Regions from separate parts of the Homo sapiens genome. Here region 1 is linked to region 2. A link is a loop called in an ENCODE intact Hi-C map of the cell type or tissue named here. Cell type or tissue: sigmoid colon. All regions are shown on one strand. Each heading gives the region's core, and the rest is flanking DNA. Links, peaks and the distances in the headings are about the cores only. Region 1 overlaps LINC02478 (long intergenic non-protein coding RNA 2478). Region 2 has its middle 96 kb from the start of TANK-AS1.

Evidence for each region. A loop is a pair of places that touch in the nucleus more often than their neighbours do. Peaks named below come from ENCODE experiments on the same cell type or tissue, not always from the same donor. Only the 100,000 strongest peaks of a DNase experiment are listed, where the experiment ranks them.
Region 1: a loop joins it to region 2, with 5 times the contacts of the local background. A loop is called at or near these places in 14 of 110 quality-filtered maps.

Annotation. Positions count from the first base shown.
Region 1 is chr2:160,247,646-160,260,320 of GRCh38, forward strand. LINC02478 (long intergenic non-protein coding RNA 2478) reads right to left here. Exons shown (of 2, transcript NR_103775.1): 2 at 10,074-10,401. Among named protein-coding and RNA genes, the nearest start is that of LINC02478, 18 kb to the right of the region's middle. In sigmoid colon, for the core only: a CTCF peak has its summit at 4,814; no DNase peak of the experiment used is centred there.
Region 2 is chr2:161,057,938-161,070,612 of GRCh38, forward strand. No RefSeq gene overlaps it. Among named protein-coding and RNA genes, the nearest start is that of TANK-AS1, 96 kb to the right of the region's middle. RefSeq lists an enhancer at 2,210-2,379. In sigmoid colon, for the core only: CTCF peaks have their summits at 5,931 and 6,132; a DNase peak (open chromatin) is centred at 5,894; H3K4me3 peaks cover 439 bases; H3K27ac peaks cover 437 bases.

The DNA of each region.
Region 1 (12,675 bases), core at 1,653-9,652, 810 kb before region 2:
GGAAAATTGAGGGAATCTTGTTCCTCAACCCCAGCCCCTAAAGAGTGAAGGAAAAAGGCTGCTGACTGTGCTACTTAGGGCATGCTTGAACATGGCTCCCAAAAGCCAGCCTTGAACCAGGAAGCCTTTTCTTGTTCAGTTTCCATGTCAGTGGTTTGTCTTTGATGAGCGTCTGTGACTGCTGTGTGCAGAGCCCTTCTGTTTTCTGCCTTTATAGAAGGAATAAAGACGACTAGGCAGGAGGCAAGCAGTAAGCTCCAGCTGTCCCTGGTTAAGACGCAATGATTAGCTGTAAATCGTCCATTTGGCTTAGGCAAAATATGGTCTAAATGAAAAAGGGAATGCCTTTCCCTTGTATTTATTCTCTTCCAGAACCTTGACTCAAGCTGTCAATTAGTCAATCAAATATTTATTGGCACTCCCCACTCCTGATTTTACACAAAGTGCAGGATGCCACAAGAAGTAAAACATTACAAGGTATTCAAGACTTAGCTTGGAAAATAGGGCAAGTATTCGTTCGTCAAGAGTGGAAAACTCCGATGACTATGGGGACCAGGTGGGCAACATGAATGAATGAATGAATCTGTTTCATAATAGCATTTTAAGGTGTATTATTTTCACACATTTTTCTTGTATATTTAATACACAGGAATATTCTTTTCTCTACAAAATCAGAGCCTTGTTGGTCTATCTGTAGTTTTCACATTCTGGTGAGAAAAAAATGTCCTCCTCAATTTTTCTATACGATAGGGTTAGTGCCAAGACAAATGGCAATCAAAACCTGGTTTCAGTGTTAAGAGACAATTGAAAGAGGACAAGAAAGTGATGGGGACTGTATCCAGTTAGAGAGCTTATGGGTTACTGGAAGGGAGCAGCTGCTTGTTAAGTGCCATTTGCTTTGTTGCTGAGTGAGCATGGGGGCCTAGAAATGTATCTTCAAATTCTTCTAAAACACTCTATTTCCCCAAGCTTGCCATGGGGTATGTTGCCATTTCTCTCCCTTAGACATCTTTAGGTTTGTCTTATCCTTCCATTTCTCTGAAGTGGATGGGAGGCTCCTCAGTGAAGGCTGGGGTGTTTTGTTTATTTGTTTTTATTTGTTGTTTTGCTCAAAGGGCTAGTTTGAGCTTGTTGCACACAGCTGCTAGGCAGAGCTTACTCCACGTCATCATCAGGCTCACCAGGGCAGAGAGGGTACCCACCCTATGGTCTGGTCAAATTCATGCAGAGTAATGCACCAACGCATGTGTATCAATTTCTTACTAAAGAAAGCAGAGGAATCCTCCAAATGACACCCAGGCCTCATATAGATAACCTTGAAATGGCCTCTGTGGTAGATTGCAACATGACCACACAGGCCTTTCTTTCTTTTATTCTTGCCTCTTTGCTACCCCTCCCATGAAGAAATCAATTTCTCACGTTTGACTTTTATACATTGGTCTCGTATATTGTGATCTTAATAAGCTCAGTTATTAGTTCTAATATGTTATGTTATAGATTCACTAGGATTTTTGATGTAGACAGTCATGTCATCTACAAATACAGACATTCTTACTTTAAAAAAATATTTTTCTCCACTCCATTTTGGGTGTGACTATGTGGCTTGTTTTGACCATTGGGATATTAGTAAACATAGTACAAGTAGAGACTTGAACAGCGCTTGCACACTGAGGCTGGCTGACTCCTGCTGCTCCAGATCCATGGGATCACCATGTAAATGAGCTCAAACTAAGGCCACTTAACGGAGAAATGGGGCCCACACTCTAGCAGACAGCCTGTTACCCCCCAGATGTGTGAGTCAGGCTTTTCTTAGACCAACCATCTGGCCCAAAGGAGACCTACAGAAGAACTGCCCAGCTAAGCTCAGCCCAAATTGCCAGCCCACAGAGTTGTGAACTAATAACCTGCTGTGCTGGTCAGTCCAATGGAAGGCTAGATTCTGTTCACTGCTATATCAATTTGTTCCATACTCAGGTAATGAAGATGACATGGATACATAAGAAAAGTGCTTGTGAAATCACAGAAACTCTGTGCAAGAGTACTATACCAGTTCCCTCCTCCTATATCTCCACGTCAGCCTTCTCATTGTTTGGATGTCTGTGATTTAAAAAAAAGAAAAGGAGAGGGGAGTATAGGCAGTGAAAATTACAAATCAGGAAAAGCAAAAGTAGGAACTGTGCTGGTTATTGATCTTGAAGTCAAATTTACCAGGTTAAGCCTACATCCAAGTTGGGAATTGCATAGGTGAGTGGAGAGTACATAGATTAAATAAAGAAGAGATAGCCTAGAGGCATAGTATATGTATGAGCCATGAATGGTGTCTTTCTCAATTTTAACAGCCTCTTTGCTTCCTAAATCTTCAAAAATTGGACTGTTCACATGGGGCAGTAAGCCAGCCCCAGCACATCCTTGCTCTTGCCTCTTTTTCTCCGATCTAATTCCCTGGTCCCCAAGAGTTTTCTAGTTCATTTTTTGGCAGAAACATCAATTTTCCTCAAGTGCAGATATTGTGCCTTAGACTACAATCCAACTTGGAACCTGGTAAGTCAAGTTCTACTTAGTGAAAGACATAAGTAAAGGCAGGAATTGGATTCAAATATATTTTCTTGAATGCAGCTAGCTGATTTGCTTATGAGGTTTAAATTTTTTTAACTTAATATAACAATATTTACTTACAGATTTAATTTAGATATGGCTCTTGATATTGGGAACACAAAAATCAACATTAAGTCCCTTCAATAAGAACTCCACAGCCTAATAGGAGGGTTCAAAGTGTGTGTGTGTGTGTGTGTGTGTGTGTGTGTGTAGAGAGAGAGAGATATACAAAAACTAAGAGTGTGTAACTGCCCAGGGAGCACCATAGATGAAGGAACTAACCATACATATGCACATAAGTTGAGTGAGGAGTCAGGGAAAACGCCATCAGAAAGTGATGCTCAACTGGATTCTTGAAGAAAAGGAGAAGATTCCACTAGGCAGATCTGGAGACATGAAAAAGCACTATGGGTTTGGGGAACAATAAATACTTAGTTTGGCCAAAGCATAGGGTATATTGATGTGAGGAGGGAAAGATGGTATGGAGGGAATAATGAGAGATGAGGCTGGAAAAGTGGGCAGGAGTTTCTGGATCTCAAATAATCTTGAATAGCAGTCTAGGTGCTGTAGGTGTTAGATTGTGTTCTCCAAAGTTCTTGTGTTGGAAAGTTGATCACCATTGTAACAGCACTAAGAGGTGGGACCTTTTAGAAGGGATCAGGCCATGAGGGCTCTACCCTCGTGAATGGATTAACACCATTATCATGGGAGGGGTTCATTGTAAAAGGATAAGTTGAGCTCTCTTTTTCCTCTGTCTCACCCTGTCTTGTTCTTCCACCTTCTATCATGGGATGATGGAGCAAGAAGGCCCTCACAAGATGCTGGCCCCTGATCTTGCATTTCCCAGCCTCCAGAACTGTAAGCTGACAAATTTCTGTTCATTACAAATAACTCAGTCTGTGGTATTCTGTTATAGAAGCACAGAACAGACTAAGACGGTAGGGAATTCAAAATTTATCCTGTATATGATAGGGAACCAGTGAAAAATTTTAAACAGAAGAGAAATGCATTCTGATTTGTCATTTTGAAAGATAACCAATGGTAGAACGTTGGTGAATTGGAGGGAGGGGGATCGCCTGGAAAGTTAGTGTAGCAGTCTAGGCAAATGTGGATGAACTATAATGCCAGTGGACATGAAAGAGGAAAGGATCAATGGCAGATCCAGGTGAAGGAGGAGGACAAATAAACCTGAGGTTTCCTGCTCAGGCACTTGGTTGAAGTAACCTGATGTAGCAGAGCTGTATGTATGGGTGAGCTTTGTGTTATTAAACAAAATAATCATTTTAATATTACAATTTGACATATCTATCAACCTCCTATGGGGCTCCCCAAAGAGGTAGGATATTTCAAAGGAGAGAAGCAGTCAGGGCATAGAGTAGATAATGGTTCAGAATGGCTAAGTACAAAGCTGAATGCCAGTAGTGTGAAGGACAGTCAAGGGCCTTCTTTTGGGAACTCCAACCTAAAATAGCAGTCTGGGCTGGCCTGCCTGGATTGGCAGGCCCATGCACTGTGGCCAGGTTGGGGTGCCATGCCTGTGAGCAGGCTGGCTGGATCCCCAGATGACCTTGGCCTGTAGTTAGCTCTTATAACTACATCTTGGGTGTGGCTGATTTCCAAAGTAGCAGCAATGGCAGCTGACAGCTTTGGAAGTGTTTATTTTCTGTAAAGAAAAAATGCCCATAAGAAATACACCTCCCAAGTGGTTGTTCCTCCTGGTTTGATTAAGAGCTTCTGTGGCTGAGAATATGCCTATGGTTTTTGTAAAGCCATTAAAAAATTAATCGCTTTTTTCTTAAGTCAAAATGCCTTGAATCTCTTAGGTAATTTAGAAGAATCAGTGTAAGTTCTAACCCTGGGAAATATGTCAAAGAAATGCCTGCTTGCACGCTTTAGTTCATGAGAGTATCTTTTCCCCTTCTGCATATCACAATAAAAGTAAATTCCAATACAAGGATTCAAAGGCAGAGAAGGAACCTAACCCTAACAATCAGATTAGAAATAAATGCCCTCTTTGAGGATCTGAAGTTGGAATACAAGATTCCACTAAGTTTGAGGCTCTCTGATTAAAAATTCTTGCTGTCACCTACAGCTCACAAGGCCAAAACATCTGGTGCTAAATTTGCTTTAGTGTATGGTAAATGGGGAAAACATTGAGAGATTGCAGAAATAGGATTTTGTTTGTAAATTGAACTTTAGCTATTGTACTTCATCCAGGGAACACTAGAGGGAGTATGTCAGATAGAGGAAAAAGATTACAATGGGAATAAATGGGGAATGAAGAAAGGAGAACTCTAAAGAGGAAGGCGTTTTTGCATATCACTAAGGCACAAAATTTTCCTCAGGCAGATACCAATATTTGTATTATGACCAAGTGACTTTATATTCAAAACCCTGTATTAAAAAACTTTATGATCTTCTGAGCCTGTTCAGAATCTAAAATAGGAGAGGAAAACTATTACTCTCTGACCAGAATCTGTATTCTGTCCATTTCAGGCATTTTATGAGCCAATACAATACAGCTCTACCTGTGATTTTTTAATTTTAGAGGGTACATTATTTGGATGAATAATCTTTCACAGATATTGGATTTTTTTTTTCTTTACAGTACTAGTGGTCATACTTCCAAAAGTTCTCATGGTGAATAGTAATGATACCAGGCATTTTCAGACACTTGTAAGAATAAAATATGCTCTTCATAGATAACCTGAATTGGAAGCCCTTTTCTCTCCATTTTCTCCATAATTCTCAGGTATTAGTTCTACACTAAAACACCATTTTACAATCCAGAGATACTGAAGTTAACTGGCCCAATGTCATGCATATGTCAAAGCAAATACGAACTGATATTTATTTCCCTGTTTTAAATTTCCAGTTCCTCATTTCCTTTGTGCCTCTTGAAGATGCCAAAAAAGTTAGTGAAGACTAGAGTCTCATCACTGATTTTTTTAAAAAAAACTTTAACAATTAATTAGTACAATCAGAAACAAATATCTTAAAATCTTAACAAGAGACTGTTCAACTGGTTATTAAAATATTTTACTGAATAAACTAAGGCTTTTATGAAATACTGTCTTTAAACCATAGCAGATTTTTAAAATGCAGCTGTTAAAAGCATATGTGAATCCAAATATAAGAAAAATCACAATAAAGCATGCTAAGTTAATAAGGATCTGCTCTTTTACAAACCTTGGGGTAGGCTCACCTGGACATTAATGTCAAGAGAGTAGAAATGACATTACAAACTCCCTAAGGCAGCGTCTGTTGGAAACGATCGGTGATACTGACAAGAAACACTCAGCTCTGAAATTTGGGTTTGCATTTGTTAGCCATGCATTATCCTACTTACCTCTCAGGGTAGAACCTTTAATTTCAGAAAGTGCTGGCATGCATTACTGCACCCGTTATCAAAAGTCTTTGGCAGAAACGCCATTTATCCTTGTTGTGGTAATGAACAGATTTAAAACATTCTGGTGTCACCATCCCTGAAAAAGCACATTCATTTGAATATTTCTTCCACCAGCATAATGAAATATTTCATGAAGGCACATGGGTGTAGAATACTATGGAGAGATATTGCTGGTGAATGACAGAACGTCTGGTTGATTTACATGAAACCCCAAGTGCTCATATGAGAATAGGTTAGGTTTAGATTGACGAGCAAATGTGTAACCAGACTTCTGGCTGACAAATGGCAGAACTATGCCAGTATATTAGCTTCTCTGGAGAGAGACCAAAAGTGAAACGGGAGGATCAAGTTCACTCCATAAAGGACATTCAAACCTAGTGGATGGCAGTGTGGCTGGGATATTAAGCACTTATAGATATTAATACCCCAAAATAGTATTGAGTTTACAGTTGAGCTGGCCAACTGTAAGCCAATGGTCAAACTCTTATAAAGCATTGCCATATGCTGTGCGTGTATATTGACATTCCTTCAGGAGTATCCTGGTGTTTTCAAGATAAGTCTATTTTATTGGCAGCTTTGGTCACTAACTCTAAAAATGGATTGTTTGGGTAAACTAGAAACTGAAAATAACAACTGAAGAGATTAGTGTAAAACATGGTGCCAAGCATTTAATGGTCCAGATTGAATTAGATTTATTTTGGCGCAGCACAGCCGTGAACAGAAACATCCACACAGGCTTTGTAGAGAAGGATGAAGAATTTGGACCCTTACTCTCTTTTCCAGACTAAGACTGAAAGTTCAGGACTTCGGATATGCATTCAAGGAAGTAATATGATAGTAATAATAAATACTTCTCAAGTTCCCATGGTGAGCCAGGCCCCCTGCTTGGCACTTAGTGTACATTATTTCATTTGATTCTTACCACCACACTGCGGGTGGGATTCACAATGTTTGCTTTATAAATGACCCTGAGGTTCATAGACGTTGGTTGACTTATCCAAGGCCATACAAGTAAGTGATCAAGTCAGGATTTAAACTCCAGTCTGACTCGAAAGCCCTTTCCATCATGTTACAATCCTTTCCAAATGTCTGATGAACAGTACTGGTTAAGGTTTGCAGCTTGCAGGCCCTTTGGTATTTGCAGAGCATTGAGGCAAGAACAACAGAGAGAGCCAAGAGTCTTGGGTTTGAATCCTGGCTCTACCATTTATTCACTGTGTGATCTTGGAAAAATATCTAAACTTTCTGGGCTCTATCCTCATCTATAAAAATGTGGGTATGTGTTGTGTGGTGGGTAATAGAAGATTTATAAGCTACCTTTCATTTCTAACTTTTGATGATTTTGTGAGCTTTCAAGGGGCTTTTAATTTCCTGTAATTGAGGTGCATGTTTGGTCTTTTGCTCTTTAAGTAACTCAGCTGTGAGGAGACACTTCCATTTGAAATTCAAGAACTGACTTAATTTCTGCTATAGAGACACTATTTCTCCCCTCTGTAAAATTCATTTCTCTAAGTGGGTTGTCTCAACACAAACTATCTTTTATTTTCTTGGTGGACAGCTCCACTGTGTACTGAAAGTGGTGCTCTGCTCATAAGTGCACCATAACGAGGGTTGTAGGACATGCTAGGAATACAAAATGGTACATCATAATATTACCACAAAGGAATATCACTAGAGTTGGCTTTCATATGAAGGCAATAAATATTACTTCTTGTGGGTTAGAAGACGAAATATGCAGGGAGCTGCCTATTTTGGATGTTTCGGTTTATTTCTGTAAATTAATGAAATTTTATTTATCACATGTCCCTCCTTATTTATAATTCTGTACAGTATGCTGACACCTCTGCAAATGGCTGTCTATGCTTACAGCATACCACCCATTTCTAGTTTGGCCTGCACCCATTCCTCCTGTTGATGGAAATGTATACATTGGATCTCATGAACATTCATCACCCACTGCTCTGCATTCTTGAAGATCAAATGACATGGGCCATGCTGTATGTGGGGAGCAATGTTTCAGAATTCCTTTGATGTTGCTCCTTGTGACAATGGCTAAATCCAAGCTTTTGCTATCTGACCAAATGCCAAATGTGTTAGCCTGAATCTCTATGATCCTATAGATAGCTGGATGGAAAAATAAGATACAACCACTGCAAAAACCTATTTTCCAGGGCTAATTAAGGTAAAGTTTTGATTAATTGAAAAGCTAGCTGAGCAGGGTGTTCTTGCTAATTAGGAGCTAATGTATAACACTTAAAAAATTCATTTAATATATACTTTGTGCCATCTATGTACACAGTATTAAGTATTCAAAGAGGGGAAATGTTCCTATATTCTTTGTATCCAAAGCACTTTCTGATTTTCTTCTACCAATTACTTCTGAAAAATTTGTTCTACTTGTTTTCCTTTTCAAGGCTTTTTTGTTGTTGTTTCTGTTACCAAGATGTGATCATGCAGAATATGTATTTTGAATCAATTTTTATTCATTTAACATTACAAGAATTTAACCCAAGTATTGTGTTAAGTGTATATGACAGTGTGCTTAAACATTCCCTTATTTGCTTAAAATTTGGATTGTTTCCACTTGTTTTCCATGATAAAAATGCTATGAAGAAAAGCTTTACATATAGAGGTAAAGACAAATTTTCATATGTGGAATTATTGGATCAAAGAGGACACTTTTAAATGGTCAATATTATCAATATATTAATTGCAGTTGCTTTCCAAAGGAGTAGTACCATTTTATACTCCTTCTCTCATTGTGTGATAATAAGTTTCTCCTTACTATCTTCATCAGCATTGGATTTTCGTTTGGACATTTTTTGCTTATGCAACAGGCAAAGTTCTTTTGAAAAAAAAATGTAACACCCACTATCTATTGAATTCACCCAATAATCTTATGAAGTCAACAGTTTACAGATGAATAGATACTGAGATGATTAATTGATTTGCTCAAGTTCATATAACTATTATCAGAGCTGGACCTTGATCTTGCTTCTTCTGAATCCGGCCCTGTTGTGTGTTTCCACTCTACCACAGCTGTCCACTACATAACAGGAAGGGCAGAGGCTAATGAGCCCTTCAAGATAAGCTTGAAGAAGCTCAGTGGTTGGTGTGTATCAAGGTGGAATAGATGAGCAGGACTGGAGAGTAAAATGTCCAAATGGCTTTGTTTCTTAAAAACCAAACATTTCCTCAAAAAGAGTGAATAATTTTGATTAATTTATACATGCTGTTTCACTCATCCACATGTACATTAAAAAGGTTTAAAAAGAAAAAAAAGTATGTTATTTAATGGTGGCTTGGTGTTGGAATATTTTAACTAAATTCAGATATATATGAGTAACTCCAGTTGGAAGTTGTTCATGCATATCTGAAAGCAGAATGTGGCCTTTTGACTTTAGCCTATTAAACAAAAGAAAATTCATAGTTAAAATTCCACTCTCAGCTCCCCAGCCAAGATGGGAATGGCCCCAGCCATAAAACATGATGGACAAGGCTGCCACCAGGCCCAATAATCTGTTGGCATTATAGAGTAGGGTAGGCAAACCACAGTAAATCAAGGCCTCGCCTTCATTTTTCAAAAAGCCGAATGGATTAAAAGTGTGTGCGTCATTCTTTACCGTGAGAAGGCAGACAGGTTTTGCAACAAGCTAGAGGATGGTGTGTGGAGTAAATAACAAATGCCTCTTGGTCGGAGGCTGTTTGATCGCTTCAGGTGTCCATGTGGAGGGTCATCTTGAGAAAGGGACTTGGGACTATGTGCTTTCTTATTCTTTGCAGGGATGAAAAAGAGGAAAACCCAGTTTGGAGGCCATAGTCTGTAAAATGGCAGGATCTGCCAGCTTTGGCACCACAGAGTGTGGCTTTGGGCAGAGCAGTTTGTGCTTCCATTTATCTGGAGTTTCCTGGTGTGTAGAAGCCCCACCCCTGAGCACAGCAGGAGGTTGAATAATGAGGATTGGCAAAACTCAGGGATGTGCTCACCTCCCTAGATTATGAAATCCCATTGTCTAATCAGACCATCCCATAATGGACATTAAAAACAAACAAACAAACAAACAAAAAAAACAACAAACCAAGAGTATTTATTTTTCAAAGAGATGATTGTGACCGTGGATGGCAGAAATAATGTCTTGTTAAAATGACTCAATTCCTTTTAGGTAATTGCAAGGGCGGCTGGTTTCTTCAAGCATTCAGATGAGCTCCTCTAGAAGCTTTTCACAGGGCAACGAAACTGCTTTGGTGCCTCCTTCAGGGCTAAGACCATGATTTGGATTCACCCTGCCTTAAAGGAGAAAAGTTGGAAGCAGCAGGAGGCATCTGTAGAGAAGTGGTGAAGTGAACATCTCTCTAGGTCCCTTGTTTTGTAACCAGATTTTAATCAGTGAAGAATTCTGAAAAAATAACAGAAAGCAGTTTGGAAGCAGCTTTCATTACAAAACTGTATAGTCATGTCTCCAAGCCACCAAAGTATTTTATAGCCATTTGCCCGAAATGTCAGAGTAAATAAGCATATCGTCCAGAGCGCTGCCTGGAACCAGAGTCTCGTTTTGTTGGAGGCATTAGGGGAAAGGCAAGGGAGCTCAGCTCCAGGGGTATTGCGCCCTAGTCTAGTCTAAATGGCTCTTCTCTCTGACGTGACTGGAGTGTTTTCTGTCACCTCTAAACATTGCCTGCAGTGATAACATTCATTCCCCAGGCTCAGGCCCCCTGTAACAGTCAGGAATGTGCGGAAGAAGCCAGAGTGGGACAAGATGGCTGCCCTGCCCAGCCCGCTGCTGGCCGGATGTGGAGCTGGGAGGAGCTGACTCTCATTTTGCCCCCTGTTGTCTTTGGAAGGCTTTCGTTTGGGTTTTGAGTGGGTGGTCCCTTAGGTCTCCTACTACATTCCAAATATTTCCAAAACGTTCTGAGAAATGGTGGTGCAACTAAATGAACATACTCTCCTGACTAATGTGGGAAGCTGATTGGGGCTGGCAGTTCCTCCTTCACATCCCCCACTTTGGTTGACACATAGAGTGTGTCAATCTGAAGTTCTAAGATTCTGGGTACAGGTTTTTTTTTTTTTAATTTTACAGCCCCTTATGGTTTAATGCTCAGTGGTTTCCAGGCTTTTTGGATGGCTCACTGGATTCAGTAAAAGGTTTTTAAGCAGATACTCCCAATACTTGTTATTTGTAAATTATATATATGTTATATGTACTATTGAACTAACATATTATAGTAATTAAAAACAGGGAAAATGTTAAAGAATGAAGCAAAGAGTTCGGGGTGGTGGCTCACGCCTGTAATCCCAGCATTTTGGGAGGTCGAGGTGGGTGGATCACTTGAGGTCAGGAGTTGGAGACCAGCCTGTCCAACATGGCGAAACCCCATCTCTACTAAAAATACAAAAATTAGCTGGGTGTGGTGGTGCAGGCCTGTAATCCCAGCTACTTGGGAGGCTGAGGCAGGAGAATTGCTTGAACCTGGGAGGCGGAGGTTGCAGTGAGCCGAGATCACACCACTGCACTCCAGCCTGGGTGGCACAGCAAGACTCTGTCTCAAAAAACAAAAAACGAAAAAGAATGAAGAAAAGATGAAATAATATTATTTTATTGATGGTACAAAACCCCCTTTTGCTTTTTGCTTTCCTATTAAGGTTCTATACGCATTTTATATTTATATGTAACTGAACTGAATATGCTTCATTTGAAAAGTTTGATATAACACTTTGTGATACAATTCAAAAGTCTGCTTCTAAGATCAGTCTATTTTGATACCTGGCTTTAGTGATTCTCATGGCTAAAACAATACTACAGCGATAATGCAAGAAGGGCATAATTGGCTGTAACTGCTAAGTTAGACTCACTTTTTTACCCACATCCACCAGCTATGCAAAGGTTCTGTTGAAAGTTTACCAATACATTTTCATCTGCCTTGGGTCAATCAACAGTTCTTATATTCTAATCAAAGTGCTTCCCATTGACCAAACCCAGAGAAAGTCAGAAGGCAAAGAAGTCTGATTGATGCACCATTTTTACATAGATAAGTAGAGACAGAGATAGACAGATAAAGATATATTCAGTGTTCTCTGAAATTGTACATTTGAAAGATTTTTAAATAATTTAGAAAAACCCCACTTCTCAGTTTTTTTACACTTTATTTTTATTGAGGTAAAATACACATTTAAAATTTACCATCTTTACTATTTTTAAGTGTACAGTTCAGTGGTAATAAACACATTTATATTCTTGTTTTCCCTTTCATCTCTCCCTCTTCCCTATCTTTCCTGGTCTCTGGCGATCATCCACTTTTTTAGCTCCCACATTAGTGAGAACATGTGATATTTGTCTGTCTGTGCTTGGCTTATTTCACTTAACATAATGGCCTCCAGTTCCATCCATGTTGCTGCAAATGACAGGATTTTATTCTTTTTTATGGCTGAATAATATTCCATTGTATATATATACCACATTTTCTTTATCCATTCATCCATTGATGGACTCTTAGGTTGAACCCATATCTTGGCTATTGTGAATAGTGCTGCAATAAACATGGGAGTGGAGATATTCTTTCAATATATTGATTTCCACCCTTTTTTTTGGACATAAATATATGTCCAAAGCTCTCTGAAACTGTACATTTAAAAGGTTTTTTGTTTGTTCATATAAGAGATGATCTTGCTG
Region 2 (12,675 bases), core at 2,657-10,656:
GAGTTGCTGCTTTTTCTTCCCAGTATCCAAAGCCTCTTCTTGAATTGAAGATTAGTTGTGTTATCTCTATTTTTGTGGGGTTTTTTTTTTTTTTTTGAGATGGAGTTTCACTCTTGTTGCCCAGGCTGGAGTGCAATGGTGCGATCTCGGCTCACCACAACCTCCGCATCCTGGGTTCAAGCGATTCTCCTGTCTCTGCCTCCCGAGTAGCTGGAATTACAGGCATGCACCACCACTCCCAGCTGATTTTGTATTTTTAATAGAAACAAGGTTTCTCCATGTTGGTTAGGCTGGTCTCAAACTCCTAACCTCAGGTAATTCACCTGCCTCAGCCTCCCAAAGTGCTGGGATTACAGGCGTGAACCACTGTGCCCAGCTTGTTATCTCTGTTTCTAGAGCAAAATAGCCCAGTGGTAAAAAGAGCATTTCCTTGAGAATATATGAAAAGGTATTATCACATTTGAAAAGCGTAATTAATATGATAATGTGGAGAAATTAAGGATAAAGCAACCTAAAAAAAACAGGAAGTAATTAAGTGAAGAATACAACATTATTGAACATTGCCAAGAAAACAGACATACAAAAGTTGCAAGTTGTAGCTTGCTTTATGCAATAATGCACTTTGCTGTAAAGTAGCATACCTTGATCTTTTCAAAATCAGACATTTGAAACTTACTAATAGATTTCACTATTTAGAGGCATTCTGTGTGTATATATGAAAAAAAGGTCCTTTATGGTATAAATAATCTATCTAATCATGATCCCGTTGCAGGAATTTCTCTTTCTGTTCCATGGAGTAGTTGCAGACTTTGCAGTCCAGCAGACCTAGGTTCAAGCCAAGCTCTGCTTCATATTGATTATGTGACTTTGGGGGAGTTACTTTACCTTGATGAGCCTCAATTTCCATAACAGTAAAATGGCAACAATATATACAGAATGTCATAGAATTCTAGGCCTATAGAAAATACTTAAGAGTGCCTAGATCATAGTAAAGGCTTAAAAAATGTTACTGACTCCTTCAGGAAGGGGTCAGGGTGTGCATTCTCCTAAGAGGAATCAGATTCCACAGACGTTCAACATGCCAAGGGCAGACTTGACTCTGGTTTAGACACAGAAACCAAGAACACTTAGCTCTAGGAATCCTTCTCCCAGGGAACAACACTTATCTTGGTGGCTCTTTTAGGTATTAAGGATAAATCAGAGAACACTTGGGTGACCAGGAATAAAGAAGCAGCTACTACATCAGTCTCCAGATAAAACCCTAACTCCAAGGAATTTTCCATGAGGCTATTATGACCTGGGCTCCAGCTGGCACTGAACTGTGACCCACCCTGACTCCATCTACCATCCCAACCTCCAGCGCCAGGCTACTGCCACAGGCCTTGCATCCTCACCTGGTCAGCTAAGCTTATTGTTCCCATCTAGAACAAGGAATGCTGCCTAGTCCATCAGATGTGAGGGTTTGATTTTCAAATATCATCTTTCTTAACATTGAACAACATGTGTTTGTACTATAGCAAAAGAAATATGAGTGTGTTCTGGAAAAGCAAACTGCTAGCCTCATCTGAGGCAGGCAATGGGGACAGACATAGTCAGTGTTGGCAATGAGTGGCACAGGGGTTTGGCATAGGTCAGAGAAGGTTGGACACAGCGTGGAACAAGAAGTTGCCTTGTAGTCAAGCCAAGTTAGAATGGCCTGACACCAGAGCAGACAGAGGCCAGGGATCAGGCACTGGTTCATCAAGGAGGGAGAGCTCCAGGCAGAGACAGTCCTGTTTGTGTTCTAGATTTTTATTAGTGAAATTGACCTAGAAGCTTGTAACTTCTAGACTTCTAACTTCAGAGCTTTATAATTCCAGCATTACCTCAGACTCCTCTTGGAGGAGAATCTCTAGATTCTAGAGAAACCATAGTCTTTGTATGCCAGCTGTAGAACTCATGAAATTGGAAAGCATCCTTATGCCCCTATGAATATCTGGTTCCATTTAGTAGGAAGAACAATTGTCTAGCCTGACTGATGCCCCCAGAGAAACACTGTATCTTCATGAAATCATAACCTCATTATCCTTAGAAAATTTAAGAGAATTCAAATTTTCCCCTTCTATTCTTTTCCCCTTTCTCCTCTTCTAAGGCAGGAAGTTAGCATCAGGCTAAAATCCTAAAATATTTAGAGAATAGGCTATTAGAAGGGTGCTGCAAACTGGATTATTGATGCAAACACATGGTCAGGATAAATACGGGGAATGTTTGAAAAAGATACAGGTCTTGAACATACAAGACCTCTGTAACTCAGCCCTCAACACGTATCTGTGGCCATGACACACATGCCTCAATGGCATGTTCAGATTTTAGGATCTGGCCTTGACAAATAAGCACAATGTCAGTGGTGTGGATGCAGGGGAGAAATTCTACTGTCCACTCTCTTGATCCTTGAGGATAAAACGTAGTGTTCTCATGAGTTTCACTAAGGACAGCTCTATTGTAGTAAAGTAAATCATGTCACTTTCAGGCCTTGGAATTCACTTAGAGACAAAAATATATATTTACAATCATCTAGGAACTGTATCCCATTTCTACTCAGTGCTTCAGTACTCTTCATAAGCATCCACAGAAGTCCCTATCTCCTGCACAAAACCAATGAACAACAATTACACTAAACATTCTAAGCCTCCTCTCACTCTCCACTTTTATCTAGAAAACTAACAAGAATTTAAGTCCTATGTTGACCCAACAATGAGTTATACGATGGGGCAGAACACACTCGTATCTCCTTTTCTTGAAATCCTTGTGGAAAATGCATATAATGTCACAGATGGCTTAACAACCTCATAAACAAGACCTGAGAATTTCTAAAACTCTTTAGTTCCTTGTAAGAAAGCCCACATTCCTGTGAAATACAAATAGCTACACAGACATGCCCTGAACCAAAACTTTATTTCCATTTCAAGGAAACTGACACAAAATATCACTCTGAAATGTAGACCTAAGAAAAATTGCAACCCAGATGTTCCATTTTCCTCTCAGCTGTGAATGCCTGAAGCAGGTCTTGCTAATCCTGAGTGCAGGTGAGAGCCGAATTATAATAATGGAAAACACCTGTTGACTCAAACCTCCTCTACTCTAATTTTGACACACTGGCCCCAGGTGGGCCTTTATCACAAAGCACTGGCTCTTCTTCTTTGCTAATAGAAGAGCATCATGAACAGATATGGTCAGAGTAATCTCCAAGAAAGGATTACAATTAAAGCCTCTGGACTATTCCAAGGGTGTCTGTAATAGTTAATATTGAGTGTCAACTTGATTGGATTGAAGGATGCAAAGTATTGTTCCTCATTGTGTCTGTGAGGGTATTGCAAAGGAGATTAACATTGGAGTCAGTGGACTAGAAGGAGACCCACCTTCATTCTGGGAGGGCATCATCTAATCAGCTGCCAGAGCAGCCAGAATAAAGCAGACCAGAGAACATGGAAGGACCAGATTTGCTGTGTCTTCCGGCCTTCATCTTTCTCCCATGCTGGATGCTTCCTGCCCTCAGTCATCAGACTCCAAGTTCTTCAGCTTTTGGACTCTTGGACTTGGACCAGTGTTTGCCAGGGGCTCTTGGACCTTTGGCCACAGACTGAAGGCTGCACTGTCAGCTTCCCTACTTTTAAGGTTTTGGGATTTGGATTGATCAACCACTGGCTTCCTTGCTCCTCAACTTGCAGATGGCCTATTGTGTGACTTCACCTTGTGATCGTGTGAGTCAATTCTCCTTAATAAACTCCCTCTCATATATACATCTATCTTATTAGTTCTGTCCCTCTAGAGAACCCTCACTAATACAATGTCTCTCTGATATTCCACCATCTCTGTTCCCTGATAAATTCTCCTTTCCACTTCTTGCAAAGCTTATCTCTGGCTTATTGATGCAAGCCGATGGTCAGGATAAATACGGGGAATGTTTGAAAAAGACACAGATCTTGAACATACAAGACCTCTGTAACTCAGCCCTCAACACGTATCTGTTTTTCTCTTATTTTATCTAGGAATTAAAGTGAAACTTGTGGGGAAGAGGAAGCTACGGCTCATATTTCAAGGACTTGCAGCTGGAAGAAGACATCCACTGTTTTCCACCCTTTTCCCCAGCAGAAACCATCTCTATCCACCTCCCAGACCCTATTTATTGTATTTATTATCTGTGATGCACTTCACACACTATATGTAGTAGAGTTCCCTAAGATTCCCTTTAATTCATTGTTTCAATAACACATTTATTGAGCACTTATTATGACAAATCAATATATTAAAATGTTTCTCTTCACATGTGGTTTTGTGGAACACACACAAAATATGAAAGACCTGTTATCTGAATATTCTCATCTCTGGGCCATAAGAACTCAAACAGCCAAAAGAGCAATCAACGATTCCTTGTTCACTACTCACTTGCAAAATCTGTTTTAGAAATGAAACAGGATAATCTATCCAGCTGATAATCTAAAGTGAGTTATGTACCTTTTAGCAAAGTCTGGCCCAATGTCCCCCTTCTTATATTTCTTGGCTTTGGTTGGTTTTGTTTGTTTCTTGTGGGTTTTTTTTTTTTTTTTTTTTTTTGCCATTTTCTTTTCTCCTTTAAAATAACAGACATGGTAATTCATTTGTGATGCACTGAGAATCTTAATCTGGCACCAGCATTACTGGTAAGTTGCTTCCTTTCAGCATGAGATAGGACAGCTTACACTTGCTACAATGTATAAGACAGCCATTTTCATGCTTATACACAATAACAAGCTAAAGCTCACATTTTTTAACGTAACATCTGTGTTGCTTTCTCAGAAAAACAAGTAAAAACATGATGGTTTATTTTGGATGTGGAGGAGAAAGAATTCCAACAAACCACCATAGCAAAACACCCCAGTTAGCTTAAATGTTTTGGAGGATTTGGGGTGGGGAGAGGGGAGTACAGAAGAGAAATAATTACCTGTTTATTATCTCAGAGTCAAATTATAACAATTCACTAACTGAATCCAAGAATCACTGAATTCTAATTGACCTAGGATGCTGGGCAATGAAAAAAGGCTGGGACTGCTAAATTCAATGTTATGAGAGTATATCGTAATTTGTCATATTGTCCTTTTTCTTCCTTAATTTTCTAATAAGAACCCCTCTAGTTGAGCAATTTCTTTAGGGCCACTTAATGTTCTCATATAGGGGGCTTGGCTGTTGCAGAGTTTCTTGGTCAATGGGAGACTGATTGTACAAGCCAGCCCCAGAAGTCTGGACCTCCCTTGCTCTGCACTCATTTACCATGTGGTGTTACACAAGCGAAAGAGCAGCCAAGTCTCTCATTTAGAGCTAACTTTCATAGCCAAACAAAAGACAAATCTCCTATTAATCAAGAGCTGCACAGTCTTTGAGTTGAAGATGGTAACAGCTGTGCCAATACAAAGGAAAATATTTTCTGCATTATCTGCTTAATGTAAAGGCTGTGTAACATCTGTGCACAGGGCCGATTGCTAGAGTGCACTGCATTTTTAGCAAGGCAGCCAGAACTTCCAACAGGAATATGCCATTCAACCGGCAAATGCAGCAGAGCTCTTACATCATCTCGAATTTTCCCAAGAAGCTGACATTTTCAAATATGTAAGAGGCGCACCTTCAGCCCTTTCTACTTGTCACTTTTGATGTTTTGATTCTGGCTGCAAAAATCACAATTGCTATGATCTCCCTTCACTTTGGCTTGCCTGTTCTCAGCATTACTAGCTTTAAGGCTGCCAGACAGAAAGCTGTTGACTTTCCCTCTGAGACAGACAATGGCTTAACATGTAATCACTGGCCCCTCTTCTTCCCAACTCGATGTTTATTGCTAGCCTGTTGGCACACCCCCCAGACTGACTGTACCGGTTCTTAGTCTGAAAAGCATTCATCAGTCTTCACATTTCCAAGAGAAATGCCCCCTCTTGTGGTGTTTGCTGAATACTGCAGTCCTCGCTTCCAGCAAGAGAGCTGTGACACCCCACTTCCCACATAGACATGTGAGGAGACTAGGAACTCCAGTCCACCCAGTATTGAAAATTTTTAGCTTTTTGCTGTGACAGCTGAATCCTCTCTAACTGCATCAGGCTTTCAGATATAGATTGAACCGTATGAAAGTGCCAACAGTCAACCATTTTTGACCAATAAAGCAGCAATTTCATATAGTTCAATGTAAGCTAGGGAGGGAACTTCTTAGCTGAGCCCTGTGAATGGCAGCCAAGAGTGGAAATCTTTTCTACTCTAGTAACTACATTGAGGCACAATAAGGTAGAAAGGCAGTTCAGTATATTATCTCTATAATAAATAAACGTTTTTCAAGCCCTATATGCTAGACACTTTGCCAAGTTATGAACATAACCTTGTTAAGTTTCTTGTTCAATTGGCAGTTGATCATAAGGGCAAACTTAGAAATTTGGACGTTCTAGATTTGTCATTTGTTTATTAGGGACCATTGGTAAAATAAATGGCAAAATTATTTCTACCCCAGCACAAGCAGCTAGTTCTCTGAACAGTTTACTGGTCTCAATGCAAATAAATGTAAAATGGGGTGCTGTAGTTCCATCTGTAGATGTAATTATTTTGTAAGTATCCTATTTGTTTTTAATATGAGACAATAAATAGTGTGATTATGTCAAGTAATCTTTTTCAGCAATGTCAATTCATCATGCTAGCAAATTCTAAAAATAAAATTTTAATTATGTAATATTTAATATCACTGATGTCAAATGGGAACATCTGTAACCTCATATCAGAGACTCTTTATAATAAATAAATAGTTCCTAGAAATCAATAAGAAAAATCAACAACTCAGTATTGCAAAGAATGTTATTAGATGATTCACACATTTTTTAAAAAATGGTTTTAAACACAGGAAAGATGGTTGACTTCACCCAAAATTAGAGCTATGAAAACTAAACTGACATCAAAATATTATATTTACCTTTCAGCCTGGCAAAATTTAAAACTTTGTTCACACCCTCTTGGCAAAGTTATGAAGAAACAGGCACTCATAACATTTCTACTCTAAGTATAAATTGACACACTTCCTAGAAAGTACAATTTAACAAATTAACCACATCACAAATACATATACTACCAATGCAGAGCATTTCCAAGATAAATTATTTGGAGAAAAAAATAAAGGTATGGAACCATATGCATAATATGGTACTTTTTAGTTACAGCGGAGAGAGGATAACATTTTTTTTTTTTTTTGACAGAGTCTCATTCTGTCGCCCAGGCTGGAGTGCAGTTGTGCAATCTCGGCTCACTGCAACATCCACCTCCTAGGTTCAAGCGATTCTTGTGCCTCAGCCTCCCTAAAAGCTAGGATTATACGCACGCACCACCACACTCAGCTAATTTTCGTATTTTTTAGTAGAGACGGGGTTTCACCAAGTTGGCCAGGCTGCTCTCGAACTCCTGACCTCAGGTGATCTGCCTGCCTCGGCCTCCCAAAGTGCTGGGATTACAGGCATGAGCCACCAAACCCAGCCTAATATATCTATTACTATCTATTATCTAATAGTAATATACCTATTATCTAAAAATAACATAATATGCTTTATAAACATAAAGAAACTTTAGAAAAATGCCCATGAAAGTAATAACATTGGTCCATGGAAATAGACTAGGCAGATTGTGGAAAGAAAACATATTACTGCATTCTTATGTGGGGCTGGAGAAGGGGGGAAATACATGGAAATAGCACATATACATTAAATGTAATAGAATCATTTATGTCAGTAGGTTAAAAAAAAATCCCTCTTCTATCTTCAACAGATTTAATGATTGTGTGTTGATGCGTAGGAAAAGTGTAAGTAAAACTGTTTAAGGGCTTCCTTAACATTATTCCTTCATGATGAAATCTTGTCTGGCCCCAAACAAGCTAAGGGTGTCCCTTCTCAGCTCACTAGCAGTAACAGAATTCAAGACCTAGTGGAGTACCTGACCCCAAGATAAGAGCTCTGCTTGGTGCCCAACTTTTCTTCAAGACCTCAGGCCACTTTTAGCTCAACAGCAGATGTCCGACAGCCAGCAAATGAGCCAGTGTTGCTTGTTTCCATGTGAAATAAATTTAACTAATACTTAATAATTTAAAAGACAAGCAGTTCTCAGTCCTTCTGAGCCCTTTTCTTTCTGCTACTGTCAATATTCACGCATTAATTCATAACTCTGAGCACCTACTATACATTGCTTGCTGCTCTAGAAGCACCAGGTGGACCGCTCAAGAGTGCCCCCAAAACACCGCAGCTTAAATGACATATTCCAGGGTCAAGACTTAGCGGTGGGACTATTTCACTCCTTGTTGTTGACCTCCAGGAAGTTGAAATTTAGTGATTCACAGCTTAAGGGGGAGAGCATAAATAAGCCCACGCACAAACCCAGAAAGAAATCGAGTTAAAGGAGAGGACAAGATTGTTGAGCTTGGCAAAGTGATAAGTGGTGCATGAGCCTTTTGCCCCTAAAAACAGTGGATTTATTTTTAAGTACACACATGCATATACATCACTGACTAGACGTGTGACTGGGGCAGTCATTTCACTCTCCAACATTCCACATCTGTTCCCTAAAAAGTGAAAGAGCTTGAGTTAGATCAATGCTTCCCAACCTTTTTCCGTGATCACACCCCTACAGAGCCTTTTTAGACTCTTTTCCCATGTCACCCTCCATCATAAAATATCAATGCCACAGTTAAACTGTACAACTGAATATGCACTGTATGTATGTCTGCACTTTATACATAAAGAGTATTTTTTTACCTCCCAAGAGAATGCATGAATTATATCCACAAGAAGGATCTCCAAGATTCCTTCTTACTTTAAAACCAGGAGGATGGTGCAGTGTTGTGGAGAATAACTGTATGTACTTTGGTAACAGATGGATTTAAGTTCAAATCCTAACTCCACCTCTTGCTTATCACATGACCTTGAATATGCTATTTAACTTCTCTGATACTAAGTATCTTCATGTGTAAAACTGGTGGAATGATACCTTTCACAGAGGGTTGTCATAAACATCAACTGAGGCAAAGTGGGTAAAGCCTGGCAACTGAACCTGGCACACTAAGCAATCAGTAATTGGTAACTTTTCACTTGGTTTATTTAAAATAAATCTGTACCTTACATCTGTATATCTAAAAAGTTAAGCACTGATCACAATATATGCAATAACTATAATCAATAAGTCAACAACCTATAATGTACTTTCATTTGTGCCTGTAATGTAGCCCCAAATGTCAGCTTCTATCATGACTTCAAAATTCTATTCAACTTTCAAGACCGAAATTAAATGTCACCTGCTTCAATGAATCTTTCCTCAGTTTCATTAAATGTAGATCTCCCCATCCTTTCAGCTCCCATGGTATACTCTGTTTACATCACTAGGGAGTCAAACATATTCCACTTTATAATTTATATTGATCTTAAGTGCCTTAAAGATAGGAAATCTGTTTTACTCCTCTTTGCTGCACACATGCACACACATACATACACACACACACAAACTCAACATAATAGATTTTCAGAAAATGTTTGCTAGACCAATGAATTAGTGCTGCAAAGTTGGATCCCAAAGATCAAATGTCACATTAGTACATTAACAACAAAAGGAAAAAGATAGTCTTAAATTAACATCTGTGTTAACATAATGACCTGTAAGAGAAATTAAAATATAGGTAGAAGTTTTTTAATTTTAAATCCTGAACATGAATCCCTAGTAAAAGCTCATCTTCCCATATTGTAGAGGTTGATGTAAAATCCTTCTGATAATAGTCAATTTATGAGACATATAAAATTTTTAAGAGGCTATTCCAGGGAAGGTAAGGATGCCCCTAATACATATCAAACTTGAGTTCTATGAAAAGTGTACAGCGTGTCTGTGTATCAGCCAGAAGAGTATTCTGGATCTCTGCTCTATCACTGTTACCGCTGGTCATGTTTTGTCATGCTCTTGTCTCAGCTGGGGAAATTCTGTGATAAGAGAAACACATACGTCAAATGTAACAGCAGAAAGCAAAGAGAAGCCGGAGGGAGTAACTATGTGAAGCATTTGTTTTTTAGACTCTATGATGTTTTAAGCATATACCTAATGCTTTTTACACATGCTGAATAACCAGGCTAATTAAAAAGCCCATACAGCTCTTGTTAAAATCTGTTCAAATTTTTTGGAGCACCTGTTATAACAGAATGCCCACAGACTTGATAGTTTAGAGCCAAGACACCTGCTACCTTATGTCTCACAGTATGTTCAGTTTTATACTGTTAGCAAAAAAATAAACACTTTTTGACATTTAGCAATCTTATACAAGAGATATGAAATTATCAGGAAGGAATGATAGTTTAACCCCTCCTGTGCTGCTCTGGGAAACCACACCCTTTCTTCTCTAGAAGGAAATGGATGTCTAATTTTGTCCCATGAAGTTACTATGGCTTCTCTAATCATCTGTAATTATGCAAGGTTTTCTAAAGAGTACAAGTATCTTCTTGGAAGCTTAAAGCAGGGGATTTTCTAGTCTAAAGAAGTTCTCAGTGAGCTAACTTAGATACATGCATTTAAGTGATGGCCAATTTACAAATTAGCTTTTCAGTGAGCCCTTTAACAAAGCACATCACTGTTTTGACTTTGTCAACTGTTTATGAAACCCCCAGACAGGTTTGATGTGATTAATCCTGGTGATGTTTTTAACAGAACTTTACTCGAAAATGCATTCACTTTTGAAGAACTATTATTATAATGTTCTATAGTTAGGAGTTTTCAGAGTCCAGATATATAAGTAGGAACATTTGAATATCTCTTTTAGATTCAATTATATGGTTAATAAACAAGTCTTTTAAGAATGACAATAAAATGGTTTTCAAGATATGTACTTTCTAAACAGCTGCCATTTTACCCGTAGTATTTCAGTCCCTTGAGGTCTGAAATGATGACTCATTTGACTGTGTTAGCCCAAAGTTGTACAATTAAGGGAACAAATATTTCACAAATACTTCACCTTGGTTAAAAAAAAAGTCTTTAATTTTATTGTCACAGTATAAAATTTAATTTATGCTAATGACATTTCTATAACAAAATCTGCCTTTGATCTAGCCATTCCAAATCTAGGATTATGTCTACTGTAAAGTCACATATATATAGAAATAAATGTAAGAATATAATTTTCAGGATTGTCTACATAGAAAAAGATTTGAAACAACATAAATATCTATTGATAGGGACCTGGGTAAATAAATTATAATAGATTAAAATAATAGAATATATGTTGTTGTTAGGTGAATAAAGCAGCTTTGTATATAGTGACATGAAACAATCTCCAAGACATACTGTTAAATGAAAAACATAAAGTATAAGAGCAAACAAATAACCAAACCAAACACACACACACACTTGAAAATTATAGCGGCCAGGCACAGTGGCTCATGTATGTAATCCCAGCACTTTGGGAGGTCGAGGTGGGTGGATCACTTGAGGTCAGGAGTTCAAGACCATCTTGGCCAACATGGCGAAACCCCGTCTCTACTAAAAATACAAAAATTAGCCAGGCATGGTTGGGTGCACCTGTAGTCCCAGCTACTCCAGGGGCTGAGGCAGGAGAACTTCTTGAACCCGGGAGGCGGAAGTTGCAGTGAACAAAGATTGCGCCACTGCACTCTAGCCTAGGTGACAGAGTGAGACTCTGTCTCAAAAACAACAACAACAGCAAAAAAAAAAAAAAAAAAAACAAAAAAACAAAAAACAAAAAAACAGAAAAGAAAAGAAAATTATAGCAACATTGACTATCTTTGGAAGGAAACACAATAAATTGATAACAGTGGTTATATCTGAAGGGGAAATTTGAGGATTAGGGGACAGGGATAGGAAAAAATACCTGTTTTTCACTGAAAAACTATTTTGTAACTTTAGCCATTTGTATTATGTATACATATTACCTACCCAAAATATTTTAAGATGTGAATTATAATAATGCATTAAATTTGGGAGGAAAGAAAAAAATGCGATGTATTATGGGCGTAATATAACATAATATTCTAAAAGTACTTCAAAATTTCCAGACTGTTACTTGGTTAACTCTAAATCAGTATTTAACAATATAAATCACAATTTAATGTCTAATTATCATGATGAAAACAGCTTTTAAATGTTGAATGTGTATATCTGTATTCAAATACAAGCTGTTTTGACTTTTAACCAACATACCAGAACTGGGAGTGATTTTATTGCATAATTAGAAAACAAACTGCAATATATTTTAAGATGTTTTTAAAGATAATGGGAAGCATTTTTAAATGTTCAAGAGAAATGATGTTTTAATTCCTGTACATTTATAAGAATGGAAATTCTATTTGTGTTGGGCACCAGAGAATGTATAGTTCAGTATGTACCTTGTCATTTTGTGCTGCAAGCATCCCAAACCTGATATTCCTGGGGCCTATTTCCTAAAATGGACAAGAATCGATTATGTGACTGCTCCAGGGCTTGCAACTGAGGAACAATATATGGTGCATAGCCCTATAAATCCTCACCCTGGTGGTCAGGACCTATTCTGGGAAATAATTTGAAGCAGATAACTTACTTTCAGACATCCCTTCTCCCCTTCTTCAGAGGAGATTCTAGTCTTTCAAAAATAACTTTTCCATCCTCAAGAACTCTGCATCAGCCAGC